Regions from separate parts of the Homo sapiens genome. Here all the other regions are linked to region 2. The links are chromatin contacts, found by Hi-C or POLR2A ChIA-PET in ENCODE. All regions are on one chromosome and are shown on one strand. The core of a region is the stretch at or near the end of the contact, and the rest is flanking DNA. Distances in the headings are between cores, read along the strand shown. Region 1 holds the start of DCAF8 (DDB1 and CUL4 associated factor 8). Region 2 holds the start of AIM2 (absent in melanoma 2). Region 3 has its middle 42 kb from the start of FCRL5. Region 4 has its middle 25 kb from the start of FCRL3.

Region 1 (2,761 bases), core at 42-2,541, 1.2 Mb after region 2:
ATTTTAATGCCTCCAACTCCCACTCACCTTTCCTCCTTTTATCACTGAAGTAAGGCCAGGCTGAGCTCCTGAGAAAATAGGTCTGTAGATTCACTGAAGGACTGAGAAAAGTTAAAATTTACATGGCAAAGGTGTGTCTTCTACTGAACATAATAAAAATATTTATGAATACACTTTAGTATTTTTAGGCCTTCTCAAAACTACTTAAAAGCAGAATACTTTATCTAATTCTAATTACTGAACAAATAACCCACACACATATGGAAATAAAATGAACCAACATGAAGATTAGAAGCCAGGCAAGTAATCTCCCAGCTCCACTAAAACGTAAAGTCATTTAAAAGGATAACCTGAATCTTTTCAACGCTAAACCATAACCAAACAACCTCTCAACAAGAAGCCACAGAGCAGGGGGGGAAATCCCGGAGAGAATGTGATAGCGCTAGTGCCGGTTTGTTTACAGAGACTCCAGTAACAATCATGAGTCAGAAATTCAAGCCACCAGATGCTTTCCAACTAACAGGGACCAAATGGGACCGTTCTAAGATATCCTAAAAGATTTGGGAGTTAGAGGAGGTAAACTAAGATAATTATATTACAAAGGGTACAAGACCACAAGACAACAACCGACTCCGGAATTCTTGGACCTCCGCCTTCCGTACAAGGTGCTGGGCCTGGGAACTTGGGATGGGGGAGGGGGACACATTGCGCGGTGGCCCTGAGGTGACGGGGAGACGCAGGGCGAGCCGTGTCCCTCAATCTAAGGGGAGAAATAGGAGCGCACACATGGGTCACCCAACGAAGCAAGGCGTCCCTGTGAACTGTGCGGCTGGCTCTTGGGGGCAACACCAGGGCTGACCTGAGGAAAGGGCAACCAGTACTCCCAGCGATGACTTCGGGTCGGCGGAAGGAAAAGACCTGAGCGCTAAGAGCTTGGGATACGGGTCAGGCCCATCCTTAGGGGAAACCGGCTGGGAAGCGAGGGGGGGCGCAGGCCGAGCCGGAACGAGACACAGACCGGGTAGGTCAAGGGAGGGGGGGTGTCCGGCTGGGGCAGTTACAAGCACGGGAATCGGCGAGGCTCAGCAGCCCGCTTCCCGTCTTGGGTCATCCTTCTGCTAGCGGCTGCTCCGACTGTTCCAGGCCCAGCCGCCCCGTCCACTGCCACCACCAACGCCGCCGCCATCTTACACTGGCCAGCGGCCGCCACCACCACCGCCTCCGCTCTCTGCGCTTGCGCCTGCGCTGCCACGCTTTCCGGCCCCGTTTGCGACGATGTGCTCGAGAAGACTGAGGGAAGAGTGGTCGCGCGAGCTCACGGCTCGCAACCCTCCTCGAAGGACGCACAAGGGGCGGGGCTTAAGGCCAACGGAAAACAGAGCGAGAGGCGCCTGCGCATTACCGAAGAGGCAAAGTTGTTTTTGTAGTTTCTTCGGGCTTGCTTATCTTGTGATACTCTAAACAAATGCGAGTTAGGGGCTACCCAGAGTTGTGATAGAAATAAACTAAATTTCCAGCGGATTGGCAGGCCACTTCCTGGATGATGGCCAGTTTTGCCGTTTTTGAACACTGGAACGAGCAATGATTGCCACAAGGATTTCTTCTGAAAATCCCCGTTTCCTTTCAGGGCTTTGTTTCCTTAAGTGGTTTCTATACTATCGAGGCCCATTTTCCCCTGAGAGTCCCCATTTACGTATTTTTAAAGAAGGGGCTCAGTAGCTTGAGGTGTAGCTATTCCAGAAGCTCTTTTCTGAAGAGAGGTGGTGTGGGTAAAGGTTCCCAAGAGTGGGCCGGGTGATGTGGGGTGACTTTTGTACTCTGTTTCGTTATGACACCTACAGTAACCCTGCAGAGGATTACTCCCAGCTGCCAGGCTGGGGTATTTTTTTTTTTTTTCTTACCAGAAGCCCAGGGTGCAAAAATCTGACCCTTTCTCACCTCCCCTACCGCTACTCTCCTATTCCAAGTCATTACATATTACTTAAGACTACCGCAATAGAAACTTACCTCGTTTGTCTACTTCCATTATTGCCATTACAGTTAAACATAAGGCAGCCAGAGTGCTTTTTAAAAATGTAAGGTCTGGCCGGGCGCGGTGGCTCATGCCTGTAATCCTAGCACTTTGGGAGGCGGATGTGGGCGGATCACTTGAGGTCAGGAGTTCGAAACTCGTTTGAAACCAGGCCAACATGGTGAAACCCGTCTCTACGAAAAATACAAAAAAAAAAAAAAATTACCCGGCATGGTGGAGCGCGCCTGCAATCCCAGCTACTTGGGAGGCTGAGGCAGGAGAATTGCTTGAACCCGGAGGCGGAGGTTGCAGTGAGCTGAGATCGCACCACTGCACTCCAGGCTGGGCAATGGAATGAGACTCCGTCTCAAAAAAAAAGTAATGTCGTATTATTTCCCCAGTCCCCACCCTGCTCAAAACCTCCAATTCCCATCACATAATAAAAGTCAAAAGTATGATAGCCTTAGAGGCCATCAAAAAATGAATTGCCTCTAAGGAGGACCCTACATGATCTGATCTAGCACCTGCCTATTTATCTGATTCATCTCCTCCCACACTGCCTAGCTCTGCTCTAGCCTCACTAGCCTTACTGTCACTCCAGTCAAAGCATGTCCCAGCCCTAGGGTTTTTTTCCTTTTCTTGGAATGTCCATCTACTAGATATTTACTAGACTTGAGGTGTCTATTGAAATCCTACTTCCTAACACAGGCAGCTCTTGACTATTGTAACTAAAATGGAACCTCATGTCAT
Region 2 (2,971 bases), core at 281-2,780:
ACAGGGAATGATATATTCAGCCTTTCTCTTATATCATACACAAAATATATATCTGGTTGGATTAATTATCTAAATAGAATAGTAATGATGTTGAATAAAACACAGAATTTCTCAATACATTGAAGTAGAAGGAGGTTCCTTAAATAAGGCACAAAAAGGACAAGCCAGAAAAAAAAAATTTGTCAAATGTGATTGCATGCATATTCTCAATTTCTTTGTAGGAAACACACACATCCGTGCACACACACACACTAAACAAAGTGATTATACAAGGCAAAAACTGGGCAGATACCTGCAATACACACACACACACACACACACACACACACACACACACACATATATATATGGCTATACCTGCTATATATATATATATAGAGAGAGAGAGAGAGAGAGAGAGCTAATAGAGGTTTTGCTTTTGGAATACATGGAGAACCATGTATCAATAAGAAAACAACAGTCTATTTGAAAAGTGTGCAAAAGATGTGAATGAGCAATTTGCTCAAATATCCAATAAACATAAAAAAGATGTTTGACATTATTAGCAATTAATGACTTCCAGAGCAGCAACATATAAAGTGGAAGAAATAAGCCAAAGAACAGGAAAAGATGTTTATGAGCTGAAAATAACTGATTGTGAATTTTAGGGAAGCTTGAATACCCCCATCAGTAGAGTCAATGTTAATAAATTCTAAACTATCACTGTTAATGGCCTTATAATGTTTTTTCCTATATGTTGGTAAGCGCTGGAGAAACTCTACTTATACATGTAGAGTTCATGAGTGAAAATTAAAACTATTATCAGGACCATTTTCAAAATAAGGAATACATTAAAAATATTTGCAATGATAAAGCCATCCAAATGCCCCCATCCTACTGATGAAAGCAAGGAAGGACACTACCTTTGTTGAATATCTACTGTGACAATCAGCTTGGATGATTCCTACTTTTCTACTTGTCCATAAGAAGCTAATCTTCCTATAACCCTCTTATATAATAACAATCACATTTTAATCACATTTTATGTGATTGACTCAGTTTTTTCTCTGAAGTTATGTTGCCTTATAAATGAAAAACTTGCATTTTACTTCATAATATCTGTTAACTTAAAAAATGCTTGTATTTGCTATTGGCATAAAAGTCAGCCTTACAAATAGGCTGATAGACAAACCCCAAAGGAAGCCGAAGCTTAAGGAACACCAGCTCAGAGACACCAGAGGACATGGCTAAAGTGAATAAAAGAGAAATGAACCCATCCTTTCAGAGCTGATGTCCATGTTTGCAGGTTCAGGTTCTCAGAGGTGTGCACAGCATGGCTGGCCTTTCCTCAGTTGTCTTTTTCAGCAGAGAAACGGTTAAGTCTCTCGTCTCTAACCCAGCTCCTCTATGGTGCTTACCTCCTGATCCCTGGGGCGATCAGCAAACCGGGTCTGCCACCTTCTTTTCAGAGAGCTTAACTAGCAGAGGACTCAGGAGAGCATGCCCAAATAACCTAGGTGACTTTCAAAGCTACAAAGACTCTGACACTTCTGGACGGCTTCACATGTACCCCTAATAAACACTTCCCTTCACCCCCAGGCCCAGTGTGGGTAGGAGTGACAACTGGAGCTCTAATTGGCTGAGCTGGTTTGGGTTCTCACTAGCAGCCACAGAAGAAAATGTCTATAGAAACTTGTATCTGAGTCATGCCACATAGGAACTACACTGATTGGAAACAGAAAGTGGCCTAGAAACTGTAAAAAATGACCGCAGATGACTTCTTGATACACTTTGTGACTAAGGGGCCTGGTGATGACATTTTTCTGGTATAAACAAGCACACTGATCTCAGAGGGTATCTAAAAGTGTTGCCAGTAGGGCAGTGCAGGTTCTTGTCTTCAAAGCATAAGAGAATCTGAAAATGAGACCCAAGCGAAAGTATAGACATTTTATTGTGGAGCAAAACCAACGACACCCTCAAGGGAGGAGTGCAGGCACTCAAAGATTTGAGTCACAGGCAATGTGGTTCACGTACTATATGAATAAGCACAATGAAGGTATGGAGTACTCTGTAATCAAGGGGAGGGGTTTTCTGGGAAATGGGCGGGCAATTCCCGGAATCGGGGTGCCACCCTTTTCTTGACTAAAGATGGTTAATCCGGAACTGTCATGGCGTCAGGTGCATGATGGGAGTGGGAATTTCCCCATGGAAGTTTTATGATATTAAGGGCATAATGAAGCTAAGGGTCAGCAGTCAGCCAAGTTTTCGACCATCTTGGCTTTAACCAGTTGCGGCCAGTTTCTTCTGTGTTACATTCTCATCTGTGCCTAAGTAGGAAGTTTGCAATCTGTCTTCATTGTCACAGGCTGTTGTAACAGTTCCTATCTACTAGTGGGGCAATCCCTCTGCTAACCTTTTTGACCGCATTTTTATTGCTTGTAGCCACCTGCAAGTAATCATGCCTCATTCCCTCACTGACTGCTTGCCTCAAAAGCATATATACAGTCTTTCTTCCTAACCCAGGCTCCTAACCCTAAATTCAGAGCTTGAGGGCTTGATTCTAGTCAGCAATTTACTTGAGGTTTTCCTTTCTTATTCATTGAATTAACAATTATGCACTGAACATCTAATATGATGTATTAGATTCTGAGAATATAAAAGTTAGTAAGACAAAGTTCCAGATGTTGAGCGGCTCTGCCAAGTCATGAAAACAGACATGTGATTTAATAATCACAATAGGACATGATGATAAGTGTTATAATTAAAGCATGCTCAAGATGCTCAAGGAGCAGAGGAAGAGCACCTAACCATGCCCAGGTAATCAGCCCAGAGCTGCAGGACCTCCTTCACTTTCTACTGCAAGGCTTGTTTCTACACTTTTGCCAGCTTTCAGCTCAAATAGCACCTTATCTGTGGGGCTTCTCTGACCAGCATGTTCTCTACCTCTTCCCCACATTATCTTTTCCCACACGTGTTACTGACCATCATCTGA
Region 3 (2,911 bases), core at 350-2,849, 1.6 Mb before region 2:
GTGAGGTGCTGAGCTCCCTGGCCCCAGAAGCATTCCAGCATAGGCTGGCTGATGTCTCAGCAGGGATGCTGTGGAGGGGCCCAAGCATGAGAAAAGTACAAGAAGTGGATGCCCTCAAGGCCTTCTCTAGTAATAAGACTTGAAAATTAAACAACTCACCCCTCCCTGACCACTCTCACACCCCAAAGCCTGAGGCCTGGAGTCCCTGGGCCAGCTGGGGAGGGTCCTCCTGAGCTATTGCCTCACCCTCCCTACGCCCCTGTTACCCCATGGTTATGGCCACAGCACCTCCTCCTTCTTCCCTTCCCACGCAGAGCTCATTCTATTTTTGGTGAGGCCAGGTGACAGTGACCCTGACAAAGAGCACTGCTTGGTCAGATGGAAGGAAGGCAAGTGAGGGGCACCTGCCTCTAAGCCTTATTCTCCCATGTCTTCCCCCAGCTCTCCTCCATCCACCAACATGGCCACAAGGCCGCCTCTGGACCAGATCTATCCATCGGGTTTGCTCTGTGGTGCCCCACTTGGAGACACAGGTGGACATGGTGTTCAGAGGTGTGGGACAAACACATAAGATGGACGAGAGCAATGGTGGAGAGATGGGAAGGGAGGCTGAGGCCGGGCGTGGAGGACACGTCCCTGAGGCACCCAGCAGCCTGAACACTCTCATTTTGTCTCTTTTCATCAGAGTCCTTAATCTCTTAAACTGCCTGATGCCAAGAAATGTAGAGCTGCAGGATATGCTGGGCCCCACCCACGAAATTTGTATTTATTCACAGCCTTCTTATAAGCAAATATGTTCTTTTGTCAATAAGCCACCCGGAAGAGTGTCTCTGGGGACATCACCCCTTTGCTTTTATTTCTCTGGAAAATAATTAAAGAACATTCACATCAGAAAGATTTTATGAATTTATGTAATCCCTGAAATGTTGAGTTTATGCATTCCCACACCTCCCATCTAATTATCCCATTCCCCTCACATTAAAAAGAAGACCAGATTATTTTCCATCATTTTCTTCTGAAGTATGCTTTTTGTTTTTTGTTTTTTGAGACGGAGTCTCGCCCTGTCACCCAGGCTGGAGTGCAGTGGCGCAATCTCAGCTCACTGCAAGCTCTGCCTCTGGGTTCACGGCATTCTCCTGCCTCAGCCTCCCGAGTATCTGGGACTACAGGCGCCCGCCACCACGCCTGGCTAAGTTTTTATATTTTTAGTAGAGATGGGGTTTCACCGTGTTAGCCAGGATGGTCTCGATATCCTGACCTCATGATCCACCCGCCTCGGCCTCCCAAAGTGCTGGGATTGCAGGCGTGAGCCACCGCGCCTGGCCCTGAAGTATGTTTTTGCAATTCAGCAGCTGCTCCACTGTAATGATGGGGGAGGGACCAAGAAAGGCAAACAGAAAGCAATGCAAACTTGGTAACAAACACAGGCACCTCCCCACCTGCTTCCGTGAACATCTGCATAGCGTTCTCAAACCTTACCTCCTTCCATATGTAATTCAGTCAAGCAGCTGTTATTTCTTTTCCAGTTTTATAGATGAGGTAACCAGAGCTCAGAGAGGTTAAACAGCAACGGGTAGTGGCCTGTACAGGAGCCAGGCCTTCCGGCTCCAAGTCTCGTGTGCTCTCTTCCTGCTTCACAAATGCCTCTCCCCAAATAGGACTCTGTGGCCCACGATACTCACTGAGGACATTTGGTGAAGTGACTAAGCATGGACTCCAGGGATGCACAGTTCTAGCTCTGACTTACTATTGTGTGGTCTTAGTCTAAACTAATTTCTTTAAGTCTCAGTTACCTCATCTGTAAAATAGGGATGTGGCAGGCCAATTCTCCCTGATAGTCACACAGACAGGCCTGCATGACAGTCACACAGACAGGCCTGCATAGCACCCCAGCTACACAGACAAATTTCCACAGCACTGCCTTAACATTGAGCAAATAGTTAAACCTAGAGAAATCGGTGCCCAGACATCAAAGCTGGAAATGAAACATATGGTCAGTAGGAGCCTTGCATGGGCTTCTCCCTAACCTGGAGCAAGCCAAAATAATAGAGACAGTCATAGATTCCTAGTGCCAGGACCTGTCTCTGGTCAATGAAATCTGAGACGAGTCAAGGTAACAGAGGCAGCTGTTTGAATAGATTCATTGGAGAGTCTAAGACAGCTCTCCGGACCAAGCCATAAAGGAGATAAGAGAGAAATAATCACTCCAGTACCACAGTAGACAGGCCTTGAAGGTATTGGAGGCCTTTTAATTGGACTTAGCAAGCTTTTTTTTTGCCTCTGACCTTCTAGTTGAAACAAAATTAGTTACCAATAGACTTAGGTGAATGCTATACTGCACAGAGGCACATAATCCCAACCTATATAAGCACTGAGAAAACTGTAACACTTTGAGTTGGACTGATAGAATTATCTCTGACCTTCTCACTGTATCTGGTTACAGCAATAAGTTCCCTTCTTTCCTAGTTTGTCTGCTTCTCATTATTGGGCCTTGAGAAAACACAGCTGAACTCAGCTTGGTTCCAGGAACAGGGACAGTAATGAATAAGTATTGCATAGGCCTGTTATGCACCCTAAATAAGATAATTTATGCAAAAAGCTTAGCATAAGGTATGACACATTAATTCCTAATAAGTAGTAGTTATTCTTATGGCAAGCTCTCTGTTGAGTGGGCAGTATTAATCAGAGGAGATTGGAAGAGGGCAAAGACAATAAAGTTGGTTAGTTGAGGTAAAATTAGGAGACATGAAACAGGTCAGCTAGATGTCAAAGAGACAGGTGGACTTTGAGAAGTGACAAAAGACAAAACAAAAAGAGGAAGTGGGCATAATCTTAGAATATTTCTTTTAACCACAAATGTGAGGGAAGCCGGGCCTCTCTTCTCTTTGAGGAGACCCTAAAAGTAACAGCT
Region 4 (2,956 bases), core at 310-2,809, 1.4 Mb before region 2:
TAGCTATGCTGCACAATACTTTAAAATTAAATAATTATACAGTATTGATTTATGCTTAAAATTCCAGTCTTAGGCTGGTGTGGTGGCTCATGCCTGTAATCTCAGCAGTTTTGGAAGCCTAGGTGGCAGATCACCTGAGGTCAGGAGTTCAAGACCAGCCTGACCAACATGGTGAAACCCTATCTCTACTGAAAATACAAAAATTAGCTGGGCATGGTGGTGCATGCCTGTAATCCCAACTACTTGAGAGGCTGAGGCACAATAATCGCTTGAACCCAGGAGGTGGAGGTTGTAGTGAACCGAGATAGTGTCACTGCACTCCAGCCTGGGCAACAAAACGAGACTCCATCTCCAAAAAAAAAAAAAAAAAAATCCAGTCTTAGACCAAGCTCGTTTTAGACCAGCACTGACGTTTTTGTCATCTCTCAGGACTCACAGAATTAGTTCGATAACTGCCTTGGAGTCTGAATGTATCCTAATCCTCTCATGGGAGTTGTTCACTTTAGCTGAGAAGAAGCTGTCAGGATCTATGTGCTACTTGGCTGCTGTTCCAAAGCAAGTGTTATTGTTTCCTAATGTCCATGCATGATTGACAGTGATCTCCAAAGTCTTGCTCACCTTCTGGTAAGTGGAGGTGCCAAACACTGTCATTTATATTAGTGTGATGCTGGAATTCATCAGTCTTGAAGCCAACCACAAAAAGTCATTTTAGGTCACCTGGGACTCTTTGATCTCAAAATGTATTTGGTATCCAGCCAGCCAGTCCTTGTAACTCAGCATGAGAGCACCTTGGATGAAAGTCCTGGAGATGTCAAAATCCACGTTGCAGCCCAGGTTGATGTACTCTCACTTGTACCCTGTCTTGATTTTAGCATTTTGCCCCCAGTGTTAGGTGAGGAGGCTGAATCACAGGTCAACTTTAGTCCATGTAAAAAGCTCATCTTCTCCAGTAACTCTGCACCTAATGTCTTGTCAGTGTTCCACTTCTCTGTAAATGTCAGGCCACATTTGATCCATCTGTTCTTGGTTTCCAGACTACCTGTCACTTTGATGGCCTCAGGATTGGCTGAGCCTGAGCTTGTAACATCCAGTCTATTCCCATATTTTGTTTTCAAATGAAGCTTTATTAATCCTAATCTATACCGCTTGGTGAAGACATCCCTGGTACATTTGTCAAGATCAGTGTACATGGGAGGGACAGCCATATTCTGCTCAGTGGCAGCCACAGGAGGCTCAACAGGGTAAGGGGGTGGATTTTCCTATGCTGCTTTGAAGGTCATTCTATTCTTGTTTCTGGTGGTAATTACTCACTTACTAAGATGAATAACAACATTCATTTACATGTCTTCAAAACAACTTCCTCCCCACTCTTCTATCACATTATCATTCTTGAGTTTAAATAATAGAATTTTATTTTACTTCTTCTTTCCATGTGTGTTTCTCATGGTTTAAAGAACAAAATTTTATTATTTTATTTATTCAAACTCATTTTCCCTATCTTGTGGCCTATTTCTGCATTTATTTTTCATCTTGCTGTAGCACTTCCTCTAAAAGTGTTTTTAGTGGTTTGCATGTGTGTGTGTGTGTGTGTGTGTGCATGTTCGTGTGTGTCTTAAGATTTTGAGGGCTGTAATACCAAAGAAAAAATCTTCATTCACCCTCGCAATTAAATAAAAGTCTAGATGGATATAAAATAACAAGTTTGCCTTTTTTCTTTGAACACTTTGAAAACATTTTCCATTGACTTCTTACATTTAATGTTATTGTTAAGAAGTCTTAGGCTATTCTCATTCCTGTGACTTATAGATAATGCTTTATGTTCTTTAGTATTTCAAAATTTTTCCTTGTTCATTGATATTCCCAAATTTTACTTTAATATTTAGGTTTTTAAAATCAATTCAGTTAGCAAATTATGATACTTTTCATTGTGAAATCTTTAGTCTTTCTCTGATTTTGTAAAATTTGGGGTTATTATTTTTTCCATAAGTTTTCTTCTCTTATTTGTACCTGTATGCAGTACATGAATCATACAGATACTGACACTTCCTATGCCATCATTCATATTTCTTAACTTGTATACTCTCCTTCTCTGTACCTCTTCTTGGTATTTTTAGGAGAGTTTTTCCTGGCCTTCCAGCTCACTATGTTTTTTTCTTTAGTATTATTCTGTATGCTAATCAATTCATCTGTCAGGTACTTATTTTGACAATTATAATTTTCATATTTATTATCTCTTGTTGGCTGTTATTTAACTTGTCATGAATTGGTGTGTTGAGAGAGTGTTGAGGATTAGTCTCGGGCAGAAAACCTCTAGAGCTCTAGCTGGACACAGTCATTCCCTAGTTGCCCACCCCACTGTGTATGGTGGTGAGACAGGAATTCTTGGGAGCAGTACATTTGTGCCTATTGCTATCTGCTTCCCACAGTGGCTGGGTTCTAATACCATCCTAGTAATTACTCCACTACCACTGGTTGGTAGAATAATTGCCCTGCTGGAATAGGAAATGAGCAGCTTGGAAAGATCTGGGGGAGAGAAAAGATCTCATTCAGAAAGCATTCTCTTACCTCTAATTTGCCTCTTCCTCTCTAAGCAGCTTCTGCTTCCCTGTGTTTGTTTCCTCATGTATTTATGACAATTTTACAGGTTTTTTGATAGGCAAAAGTTTGTCTCTTGTTTATTTGGTATTTCCAAGGTACAGTTTAATAGTAAGAGCCTGAAGCCATCTTGTCAACAAATGTAAGTTTGTTAATGCAAAAAAAGTGCAAGTAAAACAAAATAAATCTGTGGGCTGAAACAGGATTAGATGGCTTTTTTACTTTCATTTTTATTTTATTTTATTTTATTTCATTTTTTGAGATGGAGTCTCGCTCTGTCGCTGCAAGCTCTGCCTCCCCGGGTTTATGCCATTCTCCTGCCTCAGCCTCCAGAGTAGCTGGGACTACAGGCACCCCCCAC

Evidence for each region. A loop is a pair of places that touch in the nucleus more often than their neighbours do. ChIA-PET counts read pairs that join two places held with the same protein, here RNA polymerase II (POLR2A). Pooled maps may share reads with other maps.
Region 1: a map of naive thymus-derived CD4-positive, alpha-beta T cell shows a loop between it and region 2 (7-fold over the local background). The contact joins the promoter of DCAF8 here to the promoter of AIM2 in region 2. A Hi-C loop is called at or near these places in 1 of 168 maps with a recorded cell type or tissue (naive thymus-derived CD4-positive, alpha-beta T cell) and 7 of 50 pooled maps. POLR2A ChIA-PET finds 5 or more read pairs at or near these places in 1 of 52 experiments (activated CD4-positive, alpha-beta T cell).
Region 3: a pooled map shows a loop between it and region 2 (6-fold over the local background). The contact joins the enhancer-like site here to the promoter of AIM2 in region 2. A Hi-C loop is called at or near these places in 2 of 37 single-sample maps with no recorded cell type and 2 of 50 pooled maps.
Region 4: a pooled map shows a loop between it and region 2 (2.9-fold over the local background). The contact joins the enhancer-like site here to the promoter of AIM2 in region 2. A Hi-C loop is called at or near these places in 1 of 168 maps with a recorded cell type or tissue (B cell), 1 of 37 single-sample maps with no recorded cell type and 2 of 50 pooled maps.

Annotation. Positions count from the first base shown.
Region 1 is chr1:160,261,258-160,264,018 of GRCh38, forward strand. It overlaps DCAF8 (DDB1 and CUL4 associated factor 8), which reads right to left and starts at 1,292. Exons shown (of 14, transcript NM_015726.4): 1 at 1,192-1,292; 2 at 28-101. It overlaps DCAF8-DT (DCAF8 divergent transcript), which reads left to right and starts at 492. Exons shown (of 2, transcript NR_147618.1): 1 at 492-665; 2 at 1,144-1,521. RefSeq lists enhancers at 227-1,175, 347-476, 1,107-1,376.
Region 2 is chr1:159,075,236-159,078,206 of GRCh38, forward strand. AIM2 (absent in melanoma 2) reads right to left here and starts at 1,531. Exons shown (of 6, transcript NM_004833.3): 1 at 1,398-1,531. RefSeq lists an enhancer at 1,973-2,272.
Region 3 is chr1:157,509,437-157,512,347 of GRCh38, forward strand. No RefSeq gene overlaps it. Among named protein-coding and RNA genes, the nearest start is that of FCRL5, 42 kb to the right of the region's middle. Within about 2 kb of position 1,600, at least 4 of the 41 ENCODE cell types and tissues checked have a DNase peak (open chromatin) inside an H3K27ac peak, as active enhancers do.
Region 4 is chr1:157,723,817-157,726,772 of GRCh38, forward strand. It overlaps the pseudogene VDAC1P9. Among named protein-coding and RNA genes, the nearest start is that of FCRL3, 25 kb to the left of the region's middle. Within about 2 kb of position 1,560, at least 5 of the 41 ENCODE cell types and tissues checked have a DNase peak (open chromatin) inside an H3K27ac peak, as active enhancers do; they include B cell, where a contact is called at or near this core.